Linked DNA regions of Homo sapiens: region 1 is linked to region 2. Evidence: chromatin loops called from intact Hi-C (ENCODE). Cell type or tissue: endothelial cell of umbilical vein. All regions are shown on one strand. Each heading gives the region's core, and the rest is flanking DNA. Links, peaks and the distances in the headings are about the cores only.

Region 1 (8,543 bases), core at 2,433-7,432, 420 kb after region 2:
ATCATCCACAACTGGCAGACTGACTGTGACCAGCTCTGACTGGCCTTAACTGGTCTTGACTGGCCCTGACCAGCTGTAACTGGCTTGGACCTACTGTGACCATCCTTGACCAGCCATGACTAGCTTTGGCTTGTCTTGACCAGCTGTGGCTAGATTTGATCAGTCTTCACTGGCTTTGACTGGCTTTGATGCCCTGGACCAGTTTTAACCAGCTGTGACCAGCCTTAACCAGTTGTAACTGGCCTTAACCAGTTTTGACTGGCTTAGACCAGCCATGACCAGCTTTGGCTGGTCTCTGCCAGTCGTGACTACTGTGACTGGCTTTTACCAGCCTGAACAGTTTTTAACCAGCCATGGCTTGTCTTGATTGGCCATGACTGGCTGTGACCAGCTTTGATTACAATTGACTGGTTTTGATCAGCTTAGACCAGCTGTGACCAGCTGTGACCAGTCATAACAGAGCTTAACCAATTTTGACTGGCTTACACTGGCCATGACCAGCTTTGACTGGTCGTGACTGGCCTTCATGAGCCATAACTGGCTTTGACTAGAATTGACCAGTTTTTACCAGCCATGACTGGTCTTGACCACATGTGACTGGCTTTGACTGGTCATGACTGGCTTTGGCCAGAATTGGCTGATTTTGATCGGCTTAGACCAGCTGTGTCCAGCTTTGTCCTGTATTTACTGGCTGTGACTGGCTTTGACTGGCCTGGACCAGTTTTAACCAGCCGTGGCTGGTCTTAAACAACTGTGATTGGCCTTTGCTACCTGTGACCAGCTTTGGTTGGCTATGACTGGCCTTGACCAACTGTGACTGGCTTTGGCCTATCTTGACCAGCCATGACCAGCCTTGGCCAGCCATGACTGGCTTTGATCAACCATGCTGGATTTGGCCTGTCTTGACCAGCCATGACCAGCTTTGACTGGCCTTGACCAGCCATAATCAGACTTCACCAGCTGTGACTGACAATAACCAGTTGTGACTAGCTTTCACAAACCTCAACTGGTCTTAACTAGTCATGACTAGCCTTGACTGGAGTTGACTGGCTTTTACCAGATTAGACCAGCCATGGCCAGCTTTGACTAGTTTTGACTGGTCTTGACCACTTTTGACTGACGTTGACCAGTCTTGACAGGCCTTGGCTGGCTTAGACTGACCTTGATGGGTCTTCACTTTTTTTTGTTGTTGTTGTTGTTACCAGATTTGACCTGCCATGACTGGCCTTGACTGGCAGTATCTGGTCATGATCCTGCTGCTTCCTGCCCAGCCAAGGTCCTGGGACTCAGAGGCTGTACAACACTGTGGGGGTAGGTGGAGGAGAGCAGAATGGTGAGGGTGCACCTGGGAGAGCTCACTGGTGGGGTTACACCAGAAAGGCCTTAGAGATCACTTCCTCTTGCAGATGGAGAAATAGGCCCTGTGGATGTGGACTCAACTATCAGAGCAGGTGACAGTGGAGACAGGCAAAGATATCTGCATGACAGGAGTAAGCTGGGGTGAGTGCAAATTTGTGCACTTTTCTCCTCCCTGAGACTTTCAGCTCCACAGAGCAGCCTCTGAAATACATGTAAATACTTGGTGATCCACAATCCAGACAAGAGTGGAAGGACCAGAGAAGGATAGGACCAGGTGGAAATGTAGTAGAGAGGCAAGGTGTTAGCCTAGGGGGAATGCTAGTTAACCCACAAGGTAACGGTGAGAGAAGGGAAGGCAATAGTGAAACAATCCTAACCCTAGCTGTAGCTGTAGCCAAAACCCTAAACCTAGCTTTTTTTTTTTTTTTCTCCTTAGACAAGGTCTCACTTTGTCACCAAGGCTGGAGTGCAGTGTCGTGATCTTGGCTCACTGCAGCCTCAACCTCCCAGGTTCAAGTGATCCTCCTGCCTCAGCCCCCCAAGGAGCTGAGACTACAGGTCCACACCACCATGCATGGCTAATTTTTATTTTATTTTATTTTATTTTATTTATTTTGAGACAGAGTCTCACTCTGTCACCCAGGCTGGAGTGCAGTGGCACGATCTCGGCTCCTGCAACCTTCGCCTCCTGGGTTCAAGCAATTCTCATGCCTCAGCCTCCCAAGTCACTGGGGTTACAGGCGTGCACCAGCACTCTTGGCTAATTTTTGTATTTTTAGTAGACACGGGGTTTCACCATGTTGGCAAGGCTAGTCTCAAAATCCTGGCCTCAAGATTCTCAAATTCCTTGGTCTCCCAAAGTGCTGGGATTACAGGTGTGAGCCATTGCACGTGGCCCCAGCTAATTTTTTGTATTTAGGTCGGTGCAGAAGTAATTGCAGATTTTGCATTAAAAGTAATTTTTTTTGGTACAGATAGTGTTTCGCCATGTTGCCCAGGCTGGTCTTGAACTCCTGGACTGAAGCAATCCACCCATCTCAGCTTCCCAAAGTGCCAGGATTACAGACCTGAGCCACTGCACCTGGCCTTTAGCCTTATCCCCTTAACCCCTAAACCCTGACCCTAGCCCTAGCCCCAGCCTCAACCCTACACCTAACCCTAACTCTAAACCTCAAACCTGTTTATACCTTAACCCCTAAAATCTAAATCCTAACCCTCTAATCCTAAACAGCCTAAATACTATATCCAACCCCAACCCCAGATCAAAACAAACATATCAAACAAAGGGATGACATCACAAGGACAGAAAACTACAGAACAATATCCCTTCTAAACATAGATGTAGTAAACCTTAACAAAATAATAGTAATATGAAACTACAGTCATCCCTCAGTATCCATGGGGGATTGGTTCCTGGACTCCTACCAATACCAAAATCCACACGCACTCAAGTCCTGCAGTGAGCCCTGTGAAATCCGTGGATACAAAAAGTTGGCCCTCCATATATGTGGGTTTCACATCCCACAAATACTATGTTTTTGATCCTTGTTTGGTTATGGATGTGGAATCTGCTAATATGGAGAGCTGAATGTATTTTTCAAGCCCTGTGGCCAGTGGGAAACCATTGCCAAAGTTAAACCAGAAGAGTGACATGGGCTGGGCACCGTGGCTCATGCCTATAATTCCAGCACTTTGGGAGGCCAAGGCAGGTGGACCACCTGAGGTCGTGAGTTCTAGACCAGCCTGACCAACATGGAGAAACCCCGTCTCTACTAAAAATACAAAAATTAGCCAGGTGTGGTGGCACATGTCTGTAATCCCCGCTACTCGGGAGGCTGAGGCAGGAGATTCACTTGAACCCAGGAGGCAGAGGTTGCGGTGAGCCAAGATCACACCATTGCACTCCAGCCTGGGCAACAAGAGTGAAACTCCATCAAAAAAAAAATGACATAATGAGATGTATGTTTGTGAATCAGTATTTTGCCATTATCAAGTTGAGTTCACCAATGGTGGGCAGGTGAATCTGTGCTCCTCCCAGTGGACTGCACTGAGGAGACCATAGCATCAGGCCAGAGTGTTTCTGCCAGGAATGCAGGGTCCGCGTCTGCTCAGGAGGAAACACTGGGCAAATCTAGTTTGGAGTCACCTCTGCTCTTTAGATCTACCAAGGTTGTGAAACTGAGGGACAGTCTCAGGAACAGTTCCAGAAAAAGAAAACTGGACCTGAATGGAAAAAGACATTTTTTCTCCCAGTTGAGGCAGGTGGTGAAGTGAAATGGGTCTGCAGATTGGAATGTCAGGTAGAAATCATGTACTTCCTGATTTGGGGATTATGTGATGGTTACCTAGGAGAGTGTCCCTGCTTTGGGTAAAATATACTGGAGTATTTTGTGTGAAATTGGGAATCTGATACAGCAATAACCACTGGGGAATCTAAAAGAAAGGATAAAGAGTACTTTGTACTGCTATTGCAGGTTTTCTACAAGTATGAAATTATTAGGAAGTAAACTACTTTTTTAAAACAACCATGTCAATATCATTTCAGTAAAGCAGAAACAATATCAAACTTTGTTATAGAGGCTAAGCCTGACCCAAATCCACATCAGCCAAAGCTGTGAAACCAATTGCTCTTCTAGGAGTCTGAATGTTACTTTAGTATTAAGAGGCCACTGTGTGGACATAATGTTACTGGCCACTACACCTTGGTTGTGGAGAAGAACCTTGAGGTATGGTGGAAACAGTAGGATTTTTTATTTCCAATTTTCCACTTGAAGCCCTTCCTCTCCTGGGTACTCTGAAGACTTACTGCCCCTCAGTAGTCACGGCTGCGAACAGGAAGGTTTTTATTCACCATTGACGTTGTCTCCAGTTGTCCTAAAGTGAGACGGTGCCCCCTTAGGTCTGTGCTGAGGAAAACGAAACTCTTGTCTTTGAAGTGGGCTTGGTGCTGAACTCCATAAGCGGAACACAAGGCGCTTCATGGGGTCAGAAAAGGCGGGTTCGCGCGCCCCCTGCTGGCCACCAGAGACAGTGCGAGATTCTCAGCGCTCACTGTGTAGCGGTAGCCGTGCGCCCCCTCCTGGCTGTCCTGCTGAATCAATTAAATTCAATGTGCAGCCTGTAATCCCAGCCCTTTGGGAGGCAGAGGCAGGTGGATCACCAGAGGTACGGAGTTCGAGACCAGCCTGGCCAAAATGGTGCAATCCCGTCTCTACTAAAAATACAAAATTAGCCGGCCGTGGTGGTGCGCGCCTGTAATCCCAGCTACCCCGGAGGCTGAGGCAAGAGAATCGCTTGAACCCAGCAGGTGGAGGTTGCAGTGAGCCGAGATGGTGCCACTGCACTCCAGCCTGGGCAACAAAGTGAGATTCCATCTCAAATTAAAAAAAAAAAAAAATTCAATGTGCATATTATTCAGTGCCGTAATTTTGGAAATTCAAACTAAAATGGAGCCCACTATCCCGGTCTTTAACAAAAATGCTGAAGGAACAAGTCATTTGAAACCATATGGAATGAAATGAACATAGATACAAATTTTACAATTTATGCAAGAATTTACTCAGAATAGTCCGTAGACAAATTAAAAATGCAAAACTATCAAAATTCTAGAAGAAAACATAGAAGAAAATCTACGTGACCTTGGGTTTGGTGATGAGATTTAACATACAATGCCAAGAGCTGATCCACGCACAAAAGTTAATAATATGGATATTATAACATTAAAAATGTTACACATGTCTGTGATAGACCATGTTCAAAGAATGAAAACAGAAGCCACAGACAGGACAAAATATTTGTAAAATACATATCTGAGAAAGGATTTGTATTCAAAATACTCAAAGAACTCTCAAAACTAAAAAATAAGACAACCCAATTAAAAATGGGTAAGATATAAAGAGACACCTCGCCAAATAAGGTATGCAGATGGCAAATAAGCATACAGAAAGATGCTCAATATCACATATCATTAGCGAATTGCAAATTACAACAACGAGACAGCACTGCCAGGCGCAAGTGGCTCACGCTTGTAATCCTAACACTTTGGGAGGCCGAGGTGGGCAGATCACTTGAGGTCAGGGGTTCGAGACCAGCCTGGCCAACATGTCGAAACCCCGTCTCTACTAAAAATACAAAAATTGTTCGGGTGTGATGGCGCATGCATGTAATCCCAGCTATTCGGGAGGCTGAGGCAGGAGAATCGCTTGAACCCGGGAGGTGGAGGTTGCAGTGAGCCGAGATCGCGCTACTGCACTCCAGCCTGGGAAACAAGAGTGCGACTCGGTCTAAAAAAACAAACGAACAATGAGATAGCACTGCACACTTGTTGAAACTGCTATTTATTAGACCTGCTGAACTAAAACAATGACAAACCATAAACTTTCATTCATTGCTTGTGGAATGCATAATGATACAGCCACTTGAGAAGACAGTGTAAGACTAGAATATGCCACCACAAAATATGATTGTAGAAGACTAGAATATGCCACTCAAAAGTATGCCTTTTTTGGCATAAGGATTATTTTGAGCTGATTGTTTTGAGAAACTGCAGATGCAAGAGAAGCTCTGAATACAGAGTAGAAGTTACCCTTTTATAAGGGAAATTTACATCTATAAAGAAAATCTTCATTTGCAAGGGTGTCTCTCCCTCAGTACCAAGAAAAGAAGGATGACTAAATCATGAGAGATTCTTATCAATAGGGAAGACATCAACTTAAATCTGCATTACAAACCTTACCCTTGTTTACTGTCCTTTTCCTGGTTACCTCCCCATTACCGCACCCTCCACCCCAACCCCACTTTCTTTGTTTCAGTTGAACAAATTCATTTTTACTCATTTTACTCATTTTTCCTTGGGTGTCTCCCACGTGTTTTTTTTTTTGTTTGTTTGTTTTTGTTTGTTTGTTTTTGAGACAGAGTCTCGCTCTGTTGCCCAGGCTGGAGTGCAATGGCGTGATCTCTGCTCGCTGCAACCTCCGCCTCCCGGGTTTAAGCGGTTCTCCTGTCTCAGCCTCCTGAGTAGCTGGGATTACAGGTGCCTGCCACCACGCCCAGCTAATTTTTTTATTTCTTTAAATTTATTTATTTATTTATTTAGAGACGGAGTTTTGCTCTTGTTGCCCAGGCTGGAGTGCAATGGCGTGATCTCGGTTCACCGCAATCTCCGCCTCCCGGGTTCAAGTGATTCTCCTTCCTCAGTCTCCCGAGTAGCTGGGATTACAGGCATGTGCCACCATGCCCAGCTAATTTTGTATTTTGTATTTTTTTTTTTTTTTAGTAGAGTTGGGGTTTCTCCATATTCATCAGGCTGGTCTCAAACACCCGACCTCAGGTGATCCGCCCACCTCAGCCTCCCAAAGTGCTGGGATACAGGCGTGAGCCGCCGCACCCAGCCATTTTTATATTTTTAGTAGAGTTGGGGTTTCACCATGTTGACCAGGCTGGTCTCAAACTCCTGACCTAAAGTGATCCACCTGCCTCGGCCTCCAAAAGTGCTGGGATTACAGGCATGAGCCGCCGTACCCGGCCTCTGTGTGTGTATTTTAAAAAGTATTCAATTATACTTATTCAAGCATGGTAAGGAAGACTTTATTCAGGACCATCGTGATAGGTATAAGAACCACTGCAACGGGGTCTTGCAGTCGGGGAGAGAGATTGGGCTCAACTCCAAATACAGCATGGGCCAGTGGGACTTTACAGCCAAGGACCAGGATGGAGGTCAGAGGATGGAAAATTGCTAAGAGGAAATCAGGAGTTAAAGGTATCAACATGCTGGGTGCGGTGGCTCACGCCTGTAATTCCAGCACTTCGGGAGGCCGAGGCGGGCGGATCACGAGGTCAGGAGATCAAGACCATCCTGGCCAACCTGGTGAAACCCTGTCTCTACTAAAAATACAAAAATTAGCTGACTGTGGTGGCATGCGCCTGTAATCCCAGCTACTTGGGATACTGAGGCAGGAGAATTGCTTGAACCCAGGAGGCAGAGGTTGCAGTGAGCCGAGATGGCACCACTGCACTCCAGCTTGGGCGACAGAGCGAGACTCTGTCTCAAAAAAACATAAAAAATAAAAAAATAAAAATAAATAAAGGTATCAACATTATAATGCCAGCTTACAGATGAGATGGACTCTGTGGCTGAGATGAGAGATTTGAGAGAAAATTAAGTGGCCACAGCGGGCCACGGTGGCTCACACTTATAATCCCAACAGCACAGGAGGCTGAGGTGGGAGGATGGCTTGAGCCCACGAGTTCAAGACCAACCTGGGCAAAACAGTGAGACCCTGTTTCTACAAAAATAAAAAATTACCCAGACATGGTGGCACACACCTGTAGTCCTAGCCATGCACTCAGGAGGCTGTTGCAGGAGGATTGCTTGAACCCAGGATTAAGGCTGCAGTAAGCTATGATCATGCCACAGCACTCCAGCCTGGATGACAGAGCAAGACTCTGTCTCTAAAAAAGAGAAAAAGTAAGCCACCATGGCAAGGAAAAGGGATTAGTCATGTACTCCTACATTGTTAATTACTATAAGGTTTGTTAAATACTATAAGGTTTGTTAAATGCCATAAGGTTTTCCTTCCTACAAGTAGGCAGGAACATGTTCTAACAAAACACTGCCCAACTGACCCCTGTGGACTGCCTGACCACCAGCCAACTGGGACACGTCTGCCTTGAGGATCCTGCCAGTGGCACCAACTGGATAGATTAACCTTACAAAAATTCATTCCTGATAAACAGCTAAAGACCCTAAACCAGTTCCAGCCAGTTTACAGAGACTGTGCACAAAATGTCTTTGTGCCCTATAGTTCACCTGTTGACTTAAAAAGGCAAATTCCACCTTGTTGGGTTAGAAGGTATCTGAGTTATCAGTGGCAAATCTGTACAGGTCTGCAGCAACTTCAATTCTTGCCTCTTCAGAAGAAAGAATTCAACTGAGGGGCATAAGGCAGAAAAAGAGACTGAGGCAAGTTTCAGAGCAGAAGTGGAAGTTTATTTAAAAAGCTTTAGAGCAGGAAAGAAAGAAAGTACACTTGGAAGAGACCCAAGCAAGCAACTTGAAGGACAAGTGCAGCATTTAACCTTGATGCTAGGACTTTATATGCGGGCCCACCTTCGGCGTCTTGTACCCCTTTCCCATGATTCTTCCCTTAGGGTGGGCTGCCCTCATGCGCAATGCCCTTATGCTT
Region 2 (8,543 bases), core at 2,327-7,326:
TCATAATTAACAGCTTTGTATGCTGCCTTTTTGAGCCCCTAGACTAGGCAGGAGACCATGTAATCTCACCTAGCTATACCTGGGGAGTCTGTGTGGTATTGCCAATGGGGATCCTCTCGGGGAACTGCCCTAGTGCCCTCTTGGAGGCCTGGCTTATGAAGCCGGCAGGTGTCTGCATAGGACTGGGCTAGAGAATAAACTCTTTCTCATTTATCTGGGGAGAGGGTAGAGGTCAGGATGACATTTAAGTCACTCCAGGTTAAAGTGAAGGACTGAGTTAGATATTGGAATTCCTGTATATATTTATTGGGGTCTGATGAGAAAGAGCCAAAATGCTGACTGATTTGGGAAAGGTCTGATAGAGAAAAAGGCACATGTACCCTGACTATGCCTTCAGCTCCAGCCACCTCTCTAAGAGGAAATTGTTGGGCAGGTGGGGGAGACCTAGTCACGGAACGAAACTGTAAGCCAGACCAGGTGTGAGGAGGGAAGGTAATAGAAGGGTTATAGGGTGGGGAAGCGGAGGCTATGGAAGAATTGGGACCTGATTCAGCCTGGCAAGGAGCAGCCGGGGGAGAAGAGAGGTAAGAGGGGTCAGTGGAAAAGGAGGATTCAGAGGACTCTGAGTTTGGGGTGGAGACAAGAGGAGTGGATGGGAGAGAAAGAAGGAAAATCTGGGACAAGTGGCATTGGGAGCAGAGACTAGGGAGGGAATGAATTGTAAAAAAATGCCTGGACATAAGGCACCTCGGACCATTTGCCCATTTTTCAACAAAAATTATCTAGGTCTTGTAGGATAGACAAATCAAAAGTGCCATTCTCTAGCCACTTGGAACTATTGTCGAGTTTGTACTGGGGCCAAGCAGTATTACAGAAGAAAATAAGATGTTTAGGTTTTAGGTCAGGTGTTAGTCGAAGGGGTTTTAGGTTTTTAAGAACACAGGCTAAGGGGGAAGAGGGAGGAATGGATGGCAGAATGTTGCCCATAGTGGAGAAGGTAAGTTTAAAGAGGAAGGTAGAGACACGGAGAAATGGAGGTGGCAACTACAGGCTTCCCGTAGGCATCCCTGACTGAGTCCTGGGCTGTAATGTGGGTGAGCAGCCAAAGCAGGCATCCCCATAATTGACCTGCCACCAAGAGAATGTGGGTGAATGATCAAGACAGGTGTCCCCACGGTGATCAGACACCAAGGGAAGACTGTCTTCCCAAGTCCGTGACCAACATCGGAGTTTTTGAATGCACAGATAAAGTGTGTCTCCTTTTTGTCTCTACCAGGAAGGGAGAGAAACTGAAATTGAAAGGAGAGAGATTGAAGGGAGGCAATAGAGGTTAGGTAGAGAGCAAAAACACTGCTTACCCGAGTGCAAATAACTGCTTACCGATTTGAAATTGGTGAAATGGTCCTTGGGCTGGCTGGTCTGATGACCTGAGGTCGTAGGTGGATCTCCTCACAGAGGTAGCATGAGGACAGGGGACCAGTCTCCTGAAGGAGTTCCCCTGTCCCGGGTCTTCAGCACCAAATACTATGTGTGTCCGTATAAGAGACCACCTGAGCAGGCTTAGTGTAAGCAACAAGGCTGTTTATTCACTTGGGTGCAAGTGGGCTGAATCCAAGAAAGGAGTCAGCAAAGGGTGGTGGGATTATCATTTATTCTTATAGGTTTGGGATAGGCAGTGGAGTCAGAAGCAATTTTTTGCAGGCAGGGGATGGATGTTACAAATACATTAACAAGGGCGGGGAGGGTGTATTGTCACAAGGGCGGGGAATGTTACAAACTACCTTCACAAGGATGGGGAATATCACAAAGTACATTATCACAAGGGCGGGGGAATGTCACGATGGCTTGACCATGGTGCGGCCAGCTCAGAGGACCTTACAGAGCTTACTTACTATACTCATCCTACTCCACTGCAAAACATGCCATTCCTATTATTAGGGGAAAAAAAGAGACTTAATGTCTTGTGCCCAAGCAGGGTCTGGGAAAACTGCAGCATTTCTTTTACCCGTACTGAGTCAGATATATATAGATGGTCCAGGAAAAGCTTTGAAGGCTGTGAAGGAAAATGGAAGGTATGGATGCCATGAACAATACTCAATCTCCTGGGTTTTAGCCCCAACAAGAGAATTGGCTGTACAGATATGAGGAAGTCAGAAAATTTTCATACCAGCCTAGAGTTCATCCTTGTGTAGTTTATGGTGATGCTGATATTGGTCAGCAAATTCAGGTCTTAGAACATGGATGCCACTTGTTAGTAGCCACGCCAGGAGGTCTAGTGGATTTGATGGAAAGAGGAAAGATTGGATTAGACTTCTGCAAATACTTAGTGTTGGATGAAGCTGATAGGATGCTGGATATGGGATTTGGACCTCAGATACATCTTATACTTGAACAAGATACTATGCCACTGAAGGGCATTCATCACATCATGATGTTTAGTGCTACTTTTCCTAACGAAATACAGATGCTTGCTCGTGACTTTTTGGATGAATATATCTTTTTGGCTGTAGGAAGAGTAGGCTCTACCTCTGAGACTATCACACAGGAAGTAGTTTGGGTGGAAGAGCCAGATAAACGGTCATTTCTGCTTGATCTCTTAAATGCACCAGGGAAGGATTCACTGACTTTAGTGTTTGTGGAGACCAAAAAGGGAGAAGATTCTCTGGAGAATTTCTTATACCATGAAGTATATCCTTGTACTAGTATTCATGGAGACCAATCACAGAGAGATCGAGAAGGAGGCCCTTCATCAGTTTTGCTTGGGGAAAATCCCAATTCTAGTGGCTACAGCTGTGGCAGCATGAAGACTAGACATTTCAAATGTGAAACATGCTTCAATTTTGATTTGCCAAGTGATATTGAAGAATATGTGCCTTGTATTGGCTGTACAGGATGTGTGGGAATCCAGGGTCTTGCCACCTCATTCTTTAATTAAAGAAATATGAATATTACAAAGGATTTGTTGGATATTCTTATAGAAGCTAAACAAGAAGTGCCTGCTTGGTTGGAAAATAAAGCTTATAAACACCACTACAAGGGTGGTATTCATGCATGATCTAAAAGATTCAGTGGAGGATTTGGTGCCAGAGACTATTGACAAAGTAGTGGTTCCAGCAGTTCTGGCTTCAGTAGTAGTCATACAAGCAGCAGCTGCAGTGGTGGAGGTGGTCATGGCAGCAGCAGCAGATGTGGTGGAGGTAGCTATGGAGGCTTCTACAACAGTGATGGATGTGGAGGAAATTATAATTCTTGTTATAAGAGTTATTAAGAGCTGGGCGCGGTGGCTCACACCTGTAATCCCAGCACTTTGGGAGGCTGAGGCAGGCGGATCACGAGGTCAGGAGTTCGAGACCAGTCTGGCCAACATAGTGAAACCCCATCTCTACTAAAAATACACAAAAAATTAGCCAGGCGTGGTGTTGTGCACCTGTAATCCCAGCTATTTGGGAGGCTGAGGCAGGAGAATCACGTGAACCCAGGAGGCGGAGGTTGCAGTGAGCCGAGATCGTGCCACTGCACTCCAGCCTGGGTGACAGAACAAGACTCTGTCTCAAAAAAAAAAAAAAAAAAAAAAAAAGAAAGAGTTATTAAGAAATTATTTTAAGCAGATAAGAAAAGGGGTCCTTGGGAAGTTCTTTTTTTTCTTTTAGAGCAACTCCAGAAACATTTCTTGTCTAGCAGGAAAGCTAGGCCAGCAAGCTTTGATATGCAAATACCGGCCATTAGAAACTGGGCCCACCCAAACATGGCAATTCCTGCAGTCTTATTCTTGCCCTGGCCTCCACATGTGCCTGGCAACACGGCCACCCCCACATATCCACACATGTGTAAAATATCATGGTGCCCTGCATTTGCATATTAAAAGGCTAGGGTGGGAGGGCCAGTTTTTTCTCAGGCTACGTGAATGACATGCTTGGTCAAACCAATCCCCTGAGCCCTATCCAAATCAGACACAAACGTCCTCCAGCCTCCTCATATAAGCAGCCACTTTTCTATCACACTTGGAGTTTTTCTCTTTGTTCGAATCCCCCTGCCTTCTGTCTCTGTACGGGGAAGCTGTTTTCTTCTTCCTTCCTTCTTTCTTGTCTATTAAACTCTCTGCTCCTTAAAACGACTCCACATGTGTCTGTGTCATTTTATCTAAATTGACACAAGACTAAGGACGCTGGTGTTCCTCCAGTCATCGGAGCCATATCATTTTGATCCATTGGCCAGGAAACTGAGGTACAGCCTTTGTTGGAGCGGTAAGTATGGGAGCGAGCTTAAAATCTGTTGCATCATTCACAAGGTGCTCTTGGCCTCTATATTAAAATAAAATTAGATAGATAAACCCAAACTACTTTCTGTGTGATATTCTCAGATGTAGAGCCTACTCTGCCTACAGCCAAAAAGATATATTCATCCAAAAAGTCATGAGTAAGCATTTGTATTTCTTTAGGAACGGGCATGCATCAGCCTAGTACATACACAGCGTTGGCTGCTGTACTAAAGACTCAGATGTGAGGCTTGCTGGTGAGAACATGGAGAACCCCCCAATACCCATGAGTACTGGGAATGTTGGCCATGTTTTGAACTAGTTTCTTTTCATCGCTTGAGGCTGGGAAAAGTTCTGAGGTAACTGAGAATTTCTGGCCAGGGGACATACTGGCATGATTCAAAGGCCTCTGGACCAGACCCAGCCTCCAATAGCCTGTTCTGGGTGTGTGGCAGAGAACCCTCAACTATACCGTTGCAAAACTCTTCTTCCTTCTCTATCTGTGGCGTCTTACTCTTTCTCTGATTGAAATGTGCAGGGATTTTTACAGCCTAGGAAAGAAATCCTGTTAGGCAAGATCAGGAAAATGCCTCTAGAAACAGTTTTCCCCATTGCTCTGCAGTGAAGTTACTTGCTACCAGGTCTCTGGCAAGCACATAGTATTTCTAAGCTAACACCGCCACCTAGTGGAAATAGGAATCCTCTACATGAGACACATTTTTTTCCTTTTTCTTTCATGGTAACACTGCAGCTTCTTTTTACACCATTAAAAATCAGGCTCTATGCTTCTTCTGGAAATGGGAATTTTCTGCCTTTAGCAGTTAGGAGTAAGATGTCTTCCGCAGCCAGATTTTAGTCCCAATATTGTCCCATCAGTAGAAAAATGGCCATTCGGGTCCTACGTTCTTTTAAGGCACCTATTATGTCTCTGATTAAAACAGTACTTAATTAGTAAGGGAAATTTAAATTCAGAAGTTAACCAGAACCACTTTTTTTAAGGGTAAGTGCTTTAGCATGGGCTGTAATAGCAGGTAATCTAGCACATTGCCTCCACTAAAGGAGCCTTGCCCAAAAGTGACACAGTCTCTTCAGAGATCTGTTTTTCAGAGAGCCAGACAAATCACACAGGTTCTAGAAAGTCAAAGGGAAATCATACAAGGCAGATAAGCTAAGGCTGCATGGGTAAGCGTGGTTGGCCCCATCACTTAGCTCATCTGGTTCCATGGCTTGGAGGACCATGCCTGCAACCATGGGGGGCATATTTAACATGGTGCCAGGATCCAGAAACCAGGGAGGGGAGACACTTGGAGGATGCTCGATGTCTTCTCCTCCACTCTGGGTCATACAGAAAGGAAGGAGACTAAGAGGAAGCTTCTATTCTCACTTCTATCCTGCCTCAGCCTCCAGAGTAGCTGGGACTAAAGGCGCCCACCACCATGCCTGGCTAATTTTTGTATTTTTGGTAGAGACGGGGTTTCACCATGTTGGCCAGGATGGTCTCGACCTCCTGACCTCGTGATCCGCCCGCCTCAGCCTCCCAAAGTGCTGGGATCACAGGTGTGAGCCACCACGCCTGACCCAAAATTTTGCAATGACAGTTTCAAAAGCTGCCTATCACCCCTTTGAAAATACCTTGTATGCTCACAATTAAGTCATAACCTAATTAAGGCTTGTTGGTTTCACCTGTGACGTTACTTTTTGTAAAGTTCAAAAGCCGAAAACCTTAAGTGCTTGGCTTGGCTAAACTCAAGTAACAAGGGAGTTCAAAGGATTTTCTTAAAGCATGCTCAGCTTAATTAAAAGTGGATATTCAAGTTATAAGTATATTTTAAAGGCCTTTATGTTTTTCTCTTATTGGATCTTGTTTTTCTAGGAAAAGGCTCTTTTCTTATCAGTCAACTGAATTACTTTTCTCCATTTTTTGTCTTACCAGTCTTAATGCATGCTACCTGACCCTGTTCATCCAAGGGCTCCACCCTGAAGCCAGTAATCCAATTAAGAAACTGGCAAATAAAAAATCTTACAAGTGTTGAATCTTTTGTCTGTTCACGTTGCTGTATATGTGTTGTGTGCAATGTCTATAAAAAGAGCTCTAATTGATTGGCTTAAAGAAAAATAAGTGTCTTAAATCAAATACTTTTTAGTTCACATGACTTTAAGAAATAAAAATAGTCAAGGATTATTGGTAAAATGCAAGTGTCATCAAAATGCAAAAAGGTGGTGTAAATCATACAACTTAGATACTAGGTTTGCTAGATGTTTCAAGGTTGTACACTGCCTGCTTTACAGATAAGTAAGGCCTGGGACACATGGAGCTAGATGCTGAAAAGTCAGACTTTATCTGCACTTCTGTCTGGGTCCTACGATCCACACTTTGTACGTAATTAAAATCACTTACCAACCAGGTTTTTCACCAAAAAGAAAAGTTGTTAAAAGTTAACAGTGCAACATGTATTTGAGATCACCAAATAGTTTTACATGCAAGGCATATAAAAACAGTAAAATGTGGGTTTTTTTTTTCAGTAAAATATTATAAGAAAGCAGGGCAATGTAAATTTTGCCCTGGGATGAGGGATTATGTTAAATTTGATAAGATAGGGCTAGAGGTTTAAGCAAGTTATAGAAAGATTGAAAATATTAATCTTGCAAAATGTGTAAACATTAATTAGACTCAAAAGGATATTATGGTATTTTACAGTTTATAATCAAGTTATATTAAGGATTTTAACAGGTATTCTCAAATGCAGGTTTTTAATAGTTTTAAAGATTGTAACATTGAAAGAAAGAACATATGGGACTCATAAAGAACTGACATGTTCACAAATATCAAGCAAAACGAGTTAACTAAAAGGACTGCACTCTAAGTTAAAGCAACCTTTTTGACTGTTGCTTGGAATATTGCTAATCCTTGTTTTGATTTTCAGAGTCAAGGAAACTTATTTTGAACTATTTACCACCTTTAATAATTGAATAAGGTATATTCATGTGAACAAAATTTCAAGCATGTTTGTTTTTGTCTGCCTGGTTCCTCTAGAATTTGGAAACTATCTGTGAGTACTCTTAGCTTATGGCAATATAGTTGTTTGCATCAGTGCAATAAGGATCCATTTTTCTTTTTCAACAGGACACAATTGGAAAATCTGGTTATTTTACCAAGGCTTTGACTGAAAGGGTATGTTTCCTTTTAAGGAATCAAGCTTGACATGCAGAGCCAATAAAAGCTCCTTGGGGAGAAGTGGCCTTGTGCACTGTCTACACAGTCCCCACACAGTGTTCTTAACCTGTGGTCAGTAAAGAATGTCACTTTCTAACAGGTCCAGGAGCTCCAAGTTTATCTTAGGACCTCAAGAGGAGAGGATCACCCAACTCACAGGTATTTGAGGATACAAACCCATGGCTGAGCTTGGCTTTAAAGGTCTTATCAGAGATTCCTTGTGGAACAGAGTTCTATCAAGGCCAATCCAAAAGGCCTATGTAGAAATAACCATTCTTGCTTTGCTGCACTTTATGCAAATAATCAGGCCAAGTATGAAACTAAAGTTTATTCTATGAACAACACACACGGTCTTATCATAATTTGTTTTTACCAAAAATGAGGACTGGAGAGAGAAATTGTTCTCCAAAGCTTACCATACATTTGTCATTAAATCCTAGTCTCATTCATTTTTTTTAAGATTTTGCCTACATTTTAGACTAACCCTGCTTATTCCTGTGAATCAAGTGGCAATCTCCTGCAGCTTGGAAGAAACAAAAAGGGATGGGTAACATAAATATCTGGATCAATATTCTAGTTCTGGGCAATTATCCTGCAAATTCTGCCAGGCAATGAAAGTGAATAGGGTGCCCATAACCCAGAGGTTTCTTTGTTTGGGAAAATAAAACCAAAGAACTTCATAGATCTCCAAAGGGAAATTCTCCAGCTGAGTCTGCTAGGACTTTTTATTGGGTTTAGTAATACATCATACCCTTTAGCTCCTACAATATCAGCCATGGCCCATTTGTAATAAGACTAATTGCTGGATCTGTCCTGAGCGGTTTGCTCAGTTCAATAACACTAAGAAACTACACTATAGTAGCAATGATCTCCAACTTATTATTTTTAAATTCCTCTGATATGGCCGCATCATCTGGAGACATCCCTAACCTAGGCTCCTTTTTAGAAAGTGCACTATCTTGGACATACCGAACAAAGAGATCTATCGTTTCCATGCCCTCATATGGAGATTTAACTGAAAGAGATGGTTGGAGAGGGCAAACACATGACGATAACATCTTAGACCATGAGTGG

Evidence for each region. Peaks named below come from ENCODE experiments on the same cell type or tissue, not always from the same donor. Only the 100,000 strongest peaks of a DNase experiment are listed, where the experiment ranks them.
Region 1: it touches region 2 in a loop (5-fold over the local background); 2 of 110 quality-filtered maps call a loop at or near these places.

The regions. Positions count from the first base shown.
Region 1 is chrX:74,546,103-74,554,645 of GRCh38, forward strand. No RefSeq gene overlaps it. Among named protein-coding and RNA genes, the nearest start is that of RLIM, 64 kb to the right of the region's middle. In endothelial cell of umbilical vein, for the core only: a CTCF peak has its summit at 4,385 (motif pointing left); a DNase peak (open chromatin) is centred at 4,359.
Region 2 is chrX:74,128,676-74,137,218 of GRCh38, forward strand. The region is part of intron 5 of FTX (FTX transcript, XIST regulator); the gene reads right to left. It also overlaps the pseudogene DDX3P1 and the pseudogene DDX3P2. Among named protein-coding and RNA genes, the nearest start is that of MIR421, 86 kb to the right of the region's middle. In endothelial cell of umbilical vein, for the core only: a CTCF peak has its summit at 4,937 (motif pointing left); no DNase peak of the experiment used is centred there.